Regions from separate parts of the Homo sapiens genome. Here region 2 is linked to region 1. The links are chromatin loops, found by intact Hi-C in ENCODE. Cell type or tissue: gastrocnemius medialis. All regions are shown on one strand.

Region 1 (5,000 bases):
TTGAGTGCTGCCAGAAGCCAGCAAGCCAGGAGGGACGGAGGAGCGAGGGCCACATGGCTGTGTCCTTTCAGACCGTGTAGGACAATGCTCTTCCAGACCAGCTCTGAACTGGTTCCTGAGGTCAGGGCAGACACTACACTGAGGGTCACTGGAGCAACCAGACAGAAGCTGGGGCCTTGGGCCAAGTCCTGAGAAGGGTCAAAGTGAACTGGAGAACACTTATCCAGAGGACCGTCAACCAGAGGAGCTCGGGGGTCAGGGACGGGGCGGTGCTGAGCTGTGTAATCTTGGCCAAATGATTTAACTTCTCCGGGTCTCAGTAAAATAGGGTACACCCACCTGCTTAGGGTTCTTATGAGGATTAACGAGAAGGGCTTCACATAGTGTCTAGTGCAAAGTAGATACTCAAAAGACAATGGCCATCAGTGAGATTACTACACAAGAGTCCTTAAGCAACTACAGCTGCAGCCTCTCTGGGTTGCTGGGCCTTCCTGTAGCTTCCTCACACCCAGTCACTGAGTTAACCCTTCATGCTCTGAGACAGACCCAGTTCACACCACCAACTCACACGTCAATGGCAGCCATAGCCTCCTGCCTCTACTCCAGCCCCCACCAGGCGGCTAGACACAGAGCAGCCACAGCTATCTTCTCAAGACACAGACCTGACCCCACTGGCTCCCTCTGATTCCTCCCAGGTAAAGACTGAAACTCTTTCTGTGGCCTGTAAGGTCCTGCACGGTGTGTCTCCTGCCTCCCTGTCCCACATCATTTCACACCAGCACCCACTCCCTACTGCCACTCTGAGTCCTGCTGGCTTCTTTCCACCCCTGGCACTTGACAGGATCTGTCCCCTGACATAGCCTCTGCGCATGCTGTTCCCTCTCCCGGAACACGCTTCCCACACATAAAGGCTTTGCCTACTTATCTCCTATTCATCCTTCACTCTACTTCCTGGAGGAAACTTTTTTTTGAGCTTGCAGATCATATAAGGAGCCTTTCTGCACGCTCTCATGGCCTTCTGAAGGTACAGAGGCTTCTGGAGCTGAGCACACTGGGAAATTAAGCATTTATTATTAAACATTTATATGCATGAGTATTTTATTAATGCTCACTACTGTATCCCTGGCACCTGGCACATAGTAAGTGCTCAATAAACACTTGGAGAGGGGATTAGGAGCCTGGCCATTCCCTTGTGCCCATATCACCCACTCGTCCTACAAGGTCCTGCTCTCTCTCTCCTCATCCCCTAGGTCTTCATTCCCCATACACATGGGACAAACCCTGACACTACCTGATCCACGCCATATGTCCATGACCCATAGGCCTGGCACCAGAGATCCAAACGTTTCTAGATCTGATTTTCTTGAAAGCAGCTTTGGGTCATGGCCAAGGGAGGCGTGTGCCGCCGCCTCAGCAGTAAATGCTGATGAAGCTGTCTGGACCAGCTGAGCTGAGATCAGGAAATGCCAAGATTTAAAAGCATCCAGAACCCATTTATTTATTGTTGTTCTTGCACTTCCAGGCTATTTTGAGCTTCAGATCAATCGGTTGGCCCTCTTCTCTCCAAATGTCACTCCTGAAACACCCAACATGCACCTGGCCCCACCTGTTGGGACTCAGCTCCCCCTGCCCCATCTGTCACATGACAACAGCAGCAAAAACAGCGGAGGCTGTTTACCAGGTGCCTCTGTGAGTTGTAAGTGCTCTCACCAAAAGTGCCTAACAGTCCCAAAGGGAGGTATTGTTAGCCATTTAAGACATGGGGAAATTGAAGTGAAGAAATTTGCCCAGGGTCACACAGCTAGAGAGTGCTGAAACTGGGATTCAACCCCAGATCTTCCAAATCCAAAGACCAGGCTCGTAATTGCTTGGCAATACTGCCTGCCTCACTCCTATCAAAGCTCCCCATACGCACTGTAGTTTTTCTCATCTCTGAGTTCTTGGTGATATCTTTCTAGCGACCTGCAATGACCACCAATGTTTTCGCACCACTGGTCAAAAGCCATCCCTCCCCTCGTGCACTGCTATGGGAAGACTGCCAAGATGGGCTGTTAGGTGGAAGGGGATGTTAACGTTACATGATCCTGTTTACACTTTTTTTATGATGCATAGATAGGTACACTTCATATATCCATAGATTATTGCAAGAAGGACACACAAGAATAGTAGGAGTTGGAGGAAATAGGAATAAGGAGTTGGTTAGGCATGGGAGAGGTCAGAGAATATTTACTTTCTATTTTATGTCCTTCTTTACTCTTTGAAGGTTTTTATTTTTATCATATACATGCTGCAACTCATTCCTCAAAACCCAATTCCAGCCAAGCGCAATGGCTCACACCTGTAATCCCAGCACTTTGGGAGGCCGAGATGGGTGAATTACCTGAGGTCAGGAGTTCGAGACCAACCTGGCCAACATGGCAAAACCATCTCTATTTTAAAAAATGCAAAAATTAGCCAGGTGTGGTGGCGTACACCTGTAGTCCCAGCTATTCAGGAGGCTGAGGCAGGATAATCACTTGAACCCGGGAGGCGGAGGTTGCAGTGAGCTGAGATTGTGCCACTGCACTCCAGCCTGGGTGACAAGAGCAAGACTTCGTCTCAAAAAAAAAAAAAAAAAAAAACAACAACAAGCAAACAAACAAACAAAAAAGCCCATTCATATGCCACCTCCCTGATGGAGCCTGCCCTGAATGCCCCAGCTTCTCCTTCCTCCAGTCTCTCTCTGGGCATTTAGGTCACTGAGCCTGTGTCCCCAGTGCACATACATATCAGCAGGAGCCTCAGGGCCTGGTTCAGTGTCTCGGGCTTCCAGGGTCTCCCTTCAATCGAGCCTAAGCCTTTGCTCAGGGAAGGGCATGAGAGCCCTGGTGAATGAATAACTATTTTACTTTCTATCTTGGTCCATGCCTCCTGAAGCCAAAGAAGCTGGAAACTCTAAAATGGAGCTTAGGGGTGGGGAGGAGAAGAGGAGAGCAGAGAATCAGAGGGTAAATTCAGCTCCTGGAAGCCTGCCCAGTGCTCATCCCTGGGAAATGACTCAAGCACCACTTATGCCAGCAGACAGTCCATTTGGGCCCTGAGGTCACCAAACCTCGTCATGGTCCTGCTTATTAAATATAGAGGTGTGTGAAATAAAGCCACCACTTCTTGTTCTGGGATTCTGAGGAAGGGACAGACAGACAGGGATGAGAGGTGAGGAATCTGTCCCCCATTCTCCACCCTTCACAGTCCATCTAGTGAGGTCTCCACTGTGGCTGAGTTTGGACCACCAGGTCACACTTGGCTCTTGGTGGGAGCTTAGCAAATGTCCTATCTCACCTCTCAGGCAGCAAGGAGGTCTCTGCCTTCCTCAGCACCCAGCCCCTGCTTGGGGGCTAGGGACCTCTGAGAGCTTGGTAATATTTGGCCCATAAGAATCACTGCCCTTTGCTGAGCCTCTCTTTTGTGCCAAGCACATTATGGACATCTTGTTTATACTGTCCAACAACCACATAAAGGCAGGTAGACAGACTGTCCAGTCCACTCTACAGATGAGGAAACTGAGTCCCAGGGATGGTAAGCAATGTGCTCAAAATCACTCAGCTAAGTTAGGGGTAGTCGGAATTGGACCAAAGTCTGCTGGTCATCTGAGCCATACCAAGGTTGCAACAGGGGAAGAACGTGAACTAGAACTCCATTGGCTGGAGCTATGTGATTATAATCAGGCCACCCCATGGCCCTAGGCCTCAGCCTTCTCGTTTGCTCAGTGGACTGGCTGCTCACAGGCAGCACGGGAATCAACTAAGCTGAGGCCATGCTTCTCTATCTCTGATCACATACCTGGAGTGGCAAGACATACTCAGAGGCATACACAGGAGGCATGGTGCCTCTTTTCAGAACTCCATTTTACCCCCAAGATTTGCCATAATAAAGTCAAGTCATTTAACTGGAAAGGGGAACATTCTTGTATTATAAAAACAGAACTAAACAAAACAAAAAAACAAGGGCGTGTTAGAGACTAGAAATGCAAATGCTGGATTAATTTTTTCAGACAAAATATGATTTTTTTGTGGTGCGGACTCTATTCAAATCAGTTGTAGGTTTAGCTGATGGGGCTACTTTGGAGGCAATGGTGGACTGTTCTGAACGCTGACTTTGGAATGAGAAAGATGTGCATTAATTTGGGCTTGGTCCCTTAACCAGCTGTGTGGCCCTGGCCAAGACACTCAACCTCTCTGGGCCTTAGCTCTTTTATCTGTAAAATGGGAATGATAAGATCATACTTGTAAAGTAAGGGTCCTTAACCTTTTTTGAGCCATGGGTCCCTCTGAGATCTGATGAAGCCTATAAACTTCTCACAACATTTATGAATGCATAAAATAAAAAAATAAATGAATTGTTTTTTGGCGGGGGGTGGGGATGGAGTTTTGCTCTGTCGCCCAGGCTGGGTGCAATGGTGCAATCTCGGCTCACTGCAACCTCTGCCTCCCAGATTCAAGCAATTCTCCTGCCTCAGCCTCCCTAATAGCTGGGATTACAGGCACACGCCACCACACCCAGCTAATTTTTATATTTTTAGTAGAGACAAGGTTTCACCATGTTGGCCAGGCTGGTCTCGAACTCCTCACCTCAAGTGATTCACCCGCCTCGGCCTCCCAAGGTGTTGGGATTACAGGTGTGAGCCACCGCGCCCAGCCGAAACATTTTTAAATGCACCAAATGAAATGTAGAATTATAAAGAAAACCAATACTATCAAAATATATTTACAAAATAATAAAAAAAGAATCTGTTATGGTAGTGTTTCCTTATTAACAAATAACAAGAGCTAGTGGCATGCCTAATAATTACTTATAATTTGGAAATAGCAATGAGCCTAAATATTTGTAGATATCTTGAACAACTGTGATATACAAATATCTGTGATTTCCATTGACAACAAAGTCACCGTTACCACTAATACTTTTTTTTGTCCCCTACATTCATAAAGGAAATGCTAAATTTCAGCTAGAGATTCATGAAA
Region 2 (5,000 bases), 830 kb before region 1:
AAGCAGCTCTTTCCTAGTCCTAACTGACCATGGTATTTCATGAGTCATTTCCCAGGTCGAGGGGTAGGGACTCTGAGCAGGGACGATCAGGGCCAGAAGGAATGGTTTCTAGGTCCTGGGAAATTGCCCTCCCCTCTGCACATAGTGGACCACCTGCCATGGCTGTGATGAAGGCCACGCTAGGAGGGCGGTGTTCTGGGAGTCCCGAATGTAATCCTGTTGACTCACAAACATAAATAATGCACTAGTATGTTCTCTCCTCACCACCCTGTCACACTAAGAATAGCACCGGCTACTCTTTCAGGGATTCCAAGGGGAAGAGGGCAGGACAGCAAGATAGGGACAAGCAGGGAAAGACGTCACTGGGCTATGGACCATCAAGCACTCCTTCTCCAAACCCATAAAGCAGAGGAGCCTGGAGGGCAGAGCCGAAAGGGCCCTTAGAGGCCAACTGTCAGAAGCTCTCAGGGGGTGAGCAGATGGCACCTGCCCCTCCACCAGCCTGTTTTATCTTTTCCTCCTCCTGACGCCCATCCTAATAAAGCCTGTGCCTCTAACTTACCCCTCCACACTCCTCCCCCTCCTTGTTCATGGGATGAATAAATATACAGTGGGTGGGTGCCCTCTTATGTGTTTATATGTAAAGCTTTAGAGAAGGAAAAATATGCTATAGATTTTCATTTATCTTAAGTTTAAAAATAACTGACCTAGAATAGCGCTTCTCATAATTTAAAGTACATGGAAATTACTCAGGAATGTTGTCAAAATGCAGATTGTAATTCAGGAAGTCTGGGATGAGGAGGCCTGGGATTCTGCATTTCTAACAAGTTTCTGGGTGATGCTGATACTGCATCCATGGGCCATACACCGAGTGTAGAAAAATTAGAGTATTTATCTATAATAGAGATGGGGAAACTGATGCCCAGGGAGAAAAAGGGGTGTGCCCTAGAGCGTACAGCAGAGCTGGGCTCAGGATGCAAGCCTCCTGCCTGCCATCCCGGGGTTTTGGCTCCAGGGTTGGCTGGGGGTTGGTGCCTGGAATGGAACAGGGGACAGGCAGCCGTTACAGGCAGTGGAAGTAGGTCTGGGGCGGCCTTCATTCAGACACAAGCTGACCCTCCTTTGTCCACAGACTCCCACAGGGAATAAAAGGAAATAAGAACTCACCTGAACAGGGGCACTCAGCTTGAGTGACCGCAGCCTCCTGCCCAGGAACGCACTCTCACCAGCTTGCATCTGAGGCCTGCTGGGCCTCCATAACCCTCCTTGAAGAGATGGGGGAGAGAGGGCCCCAGACTCTGCATTTAGCCACCTCAAGAAGTGGCTGGGGGGGCATGAATGGGGTCTGTCGATAGCACTATCAGGGTGGACATCCAAGGGAAAGAGGAAAGGAAAGGAGCAAAGACCCACCTCCTAGATCAGCACCAGCATGCTCCTCTTTCCTATGATCCGCCTCAAGCCCCTTCGCAGGCTCCAGGCCCTGTACCACCAGCCCCACTGCCCTGACCCCTGCGCTGCAGCTCCCGTCGTGGTGCTTCACCTCCCAGCCTGCCAGGCTCCAGCCATGCTGACCCTCTTTCTAGTGCTCGGCCAGCCCAGCACTTTCTCCCCTCAGGGCCTCTGCACTGGCTGCTCCTTTTCCTAGAGCTCTTTCTTCCCTTGCCCCCTTGGCTGCACCTTTCTGACCACACTTCTCATCCTTCAGGTCTGTTCACAGGTCCCAAGGCCCTCAGAGGTCACATTCTCCTGCCACAACACTCTCTGCCTCTTCCCTAAACGCTCATCAGCTTTGTAATTCCATAAGGATTTGTTTTCACGTCAGTCTGCCTGTCCCCGCAGGGCAGGGACCTTGGCTATGTCCATGCCCCTGTGCCTCGGCCATAGCTGGGCCTGAATAAACATTTGTTGACTAAGTAAAAGAGCAAATGCATGAAACACTGCTCACATCATGACTGCAAAGCCTCCTGCCTTCATGCTCCCATGTGACCTCACTCACCCGGAGTTGTACAGGATTGGGATTTGCACAATTATCTGGGTACTGGCCTCTGCTCTGCTGCACCCTAGCTGAGTGGCCACTGCAGGTCACCTCTCTGAGTGGGGTCTCCTGCAGTGTCTGTCAGGTCTAAATGAGAGAAGAAATCTGGGAAAGAACTTTGATTGACAGCATTACTCTGTCAATGTTTGAGGCCCAGAGAGGGAAAGGGCTCATTCAAGGCCACACAGCCAGTGTGTGGGGATGCCAGACACCCCTGGCACAGCTTAAAGTCCACAGCTGAGCTTCAGGCCCACCCAAGCTCAGTAAGAGCACCATCTGCCTGGAGGCTGGGCAGGGATGGAGGAGGGAGAGGAGAGGGTGGATGGGAGCATTCAGCCTCAGGCCCAGAGCCAGGGTATGGTGGGCGGGGCCCCCAGCAGGAGACCTGAGTGGGGCCTGGCAGCCAGGCATGGGGGAGCCAACTGGCTCAGGTTGGGTGGTGGCATGCTTGTTCTCCGTGCGCGTGACAGTCTATTTTTTAATCAGTACTCTCCCCATCCCCCAACTCCATGTGCCCTCCCAAAGGGCCCCATATTGGGAATAATGTCCTGGCTGAGGAGGCCAGGGCCACCTTAGGGATCCATGGGAGGGTCCCCAACATCTCATCTTCCTATGGAGCCCACAAGAACTAAGCGGCCCAGAAGGCAGGACAGGAGGCTCAGGGATGAAGCGTGTCCTCTGCCTGTGTGACCCTGGGCTGCTCCCTAAACACTCTGACCTCAGTTTCCCCTAACTGTACAATGGTGGCGGTGTGCCAGACTGCGTGGGAGTTTATTACAACTCAAGCACTTAGGAGCCACTCAAGTTCCAAGGCACTAACAACGCCCACTCATCAGGCCATGGCAGAGCCTTCCATGCCCACAGTGACTGCAGGGCACCCTTGATCCTCTCTGACCTACTGCCAGGGGAATAGAAAGGTTGAGCTGGTTCAAGGGCCAATCTCAGAGCCCCGGACCCTAGACCCAGTGAGGCTCCTCCTTCCAGGACCTAAGCTTCAGGGATGATGAGGATCAAAGATGAATGCTGTCTGTTCTGGGATAGGTGGCTTGCTTTTTCTGAGCCCCTGGCACTCCATCTAGTGTGGGAGAGACCATGTTGCGAAGAAGTTAAGCACACAGTTTTTGGGGCCAGACTGCCTGTGTTTGAATCTAGCCACTTACCAGGTGTGCGACCTTGGAAGCTCACTTAACCAACTTCTCTGTGCCTCAGTTTCCCATCTGCAAAATGCTAATAACAGTACTCACCTCATGGAGTTGTTGATGCGTAAAGAACTTAAAGCACCCATGGTACATAGTAAATAACAGTAAACAATCATTTTTCAAGAACTGTGGCTTTTATCTTTCAAGCACTCTTAGACTCTAAGAGATTTTATTCTGGAGGATTACACGCAAGGGTCTCAGGTTAGCCCACTCTCCTGTCCCAGGGGCTCATCCAGCCTGCCCCTTCCTTGACCCTTGACACCATGGTGTCAGCCCCTCCTGCTAGCCCCATGTTCTTGGTGACAAGCCAGTAAGGAGCTTTGTCACACCCATGATCCCCTCAGATCCTTACTAGCCCATATCTCAGCAGTCAGAAGTGAAGCCTGAGGCCCAGAGGAAGCAAATGATTTGCCCAAGACCACCAGCCAGTCAGCTAAGAGCGGAGGTTCGAGCATCCGTTCCTGAAGCTCAGTCCAGGCATTTTCCGCTGTGCTTGTGCCTATTCTCCCACCATCAAAACCTGTTCCTAGGCCGGGCATGGTGACTCATGCCTGTAAGCCTGAGGCAGATGGATCACTTGAGCCCAGGAGTTCAAGACCAGTCTGGGCAACATAGCGAGACACTGTCTCTACTAAAAATACAAAAATTAGCCGGGCACGGTGGCACATCTCTGTAGTTCCAGCTACTTAGGAGGTGGGAGGATCACTTGAGCCCAGGAGGTCGAGGCGGCAGTGAGCCATAATCATGCCACTGCACCCCAGCCTGGGTGGCCGAGTCAGACTCTGTCTCAAACAAACAACCCAACCAAACAAACAAAAAAACCTGTTCCTGGCCAAACATCAAAAAGTAACTTATACTGAGATACAATTAGTCTTAAGCGAGAGCCCATCTCCTTAAGAACTTGCTATTTCTATTTTTTTGCTGGAGTCTCACTCCGTCTCCCAGGCTGGAGTGCAATGGCGCGATCTCGGCTCACTGCAACCTCTGCCTCCTGGGTTCAGGCGAGTCTCCTGCCTCAGCCTTCTGAGGAGCTGAGATTACAGGCATGCACCACCATTCCTGGTTAATTTTGTATTTTTAGTAGAGACGGGGTTTCACCATGTTGGCCAGGCTGGTCTCAAACCCCTGACCTCAGGTGATCCCCCTGCCTTGGCCTCCCAAAGTGCTGGGATTACAGGCGTGAGCCACCACACCTGACCGCTATTTTAACAGAGATCAAAACCTCACAATACCTAAATGGTAGCTCATTTTTTTTTAGCATTTATCATCATCTCATTTAATTTTCAGAACAACAGTATACAACAGGGTCTATTATTGTTTCTATTTTATAGATGAGGAAACAAAAACCCAGAGAGGTTACATAACATAGTTAAGATCTCCCAGCCAGCCAGGAAGGGAACCCAGAGGTCCAACCACAGAATCTGTGTATTAGCCACACATGAGGCATGCCTCCAAGAATTTAGGAGTAGACTGAATTTTGTTCCACCCGCAGCAACCCTGGGAGGCTGGACAGGGTAGGGTAGGGCAGGGTCTGCACAGTACTATACGACCCTGCCTCACCGAGTGGAAAAGCTGAAGCTAGGCTGGTGGAATTTCAGGCAGCAGCAGCCAGTTGGTAGATTTCATTCCAAACAGAGGGCTTGTGTAAGCCTTTGGAATTACAGGGCCTACAGGCTGCTTCCATGTTGACTCCTCCTCTGGCCACACTGGGTAGCAATTGAGCCCCAATATCCAGGGACAGTTCACAAAAGACTCTGACCACACAC

What was found. Hi-C counts contacts between places; a loop is a spot of excess contacts. Peaks named below come from ENCODE experiments on the same cell type or tissue, not always from the same donor. Only the 100,000 strongest peaks of a DNase experiment are listed, where the experiment ranks them.
Region 2: a loop joins it to region 1, with 4 times the contacts of the local background. A loop is called at or near these places in 1 of 110 quality-filtered maps.

Annotation. Positions count from the first base shown.
Region 1 is chr5:149,797,315-149,802,314 of GRCh38, reverse strand. All of the region lies in intron 1 of PPARGC1B (PPARG coactivator 1 beta), which reads right to left. Among named protein-coding and RNA genes, the nearest start is that of MIR378A, 67 kb to the right of the region's middle. In gastrocnemius medialis, no CTCF peak of the experiment used is centred here; DNase peaks (open chromatin) are centred at 841, 3,044 and 3,614; H3K4me3 peaks cover 285 bases; H3K27ac peaks cover 5,000 bases.
Region 2 is chr5:150,628,060-150,633,059 of GRCh38, reverse strand. It overlaps a transcript of SYNPO not described here. Among named protein-coding and RNA genes, the nearest start is that of SYNPO, 10 kb to the left of the region's middle. In gastrocnemius medialis, no CTCF peak of the experiment used is centred here; DNase peaks (open chromatin) are centred at 289 and 2,439; H3K27ac peaks cover 5,000 bases.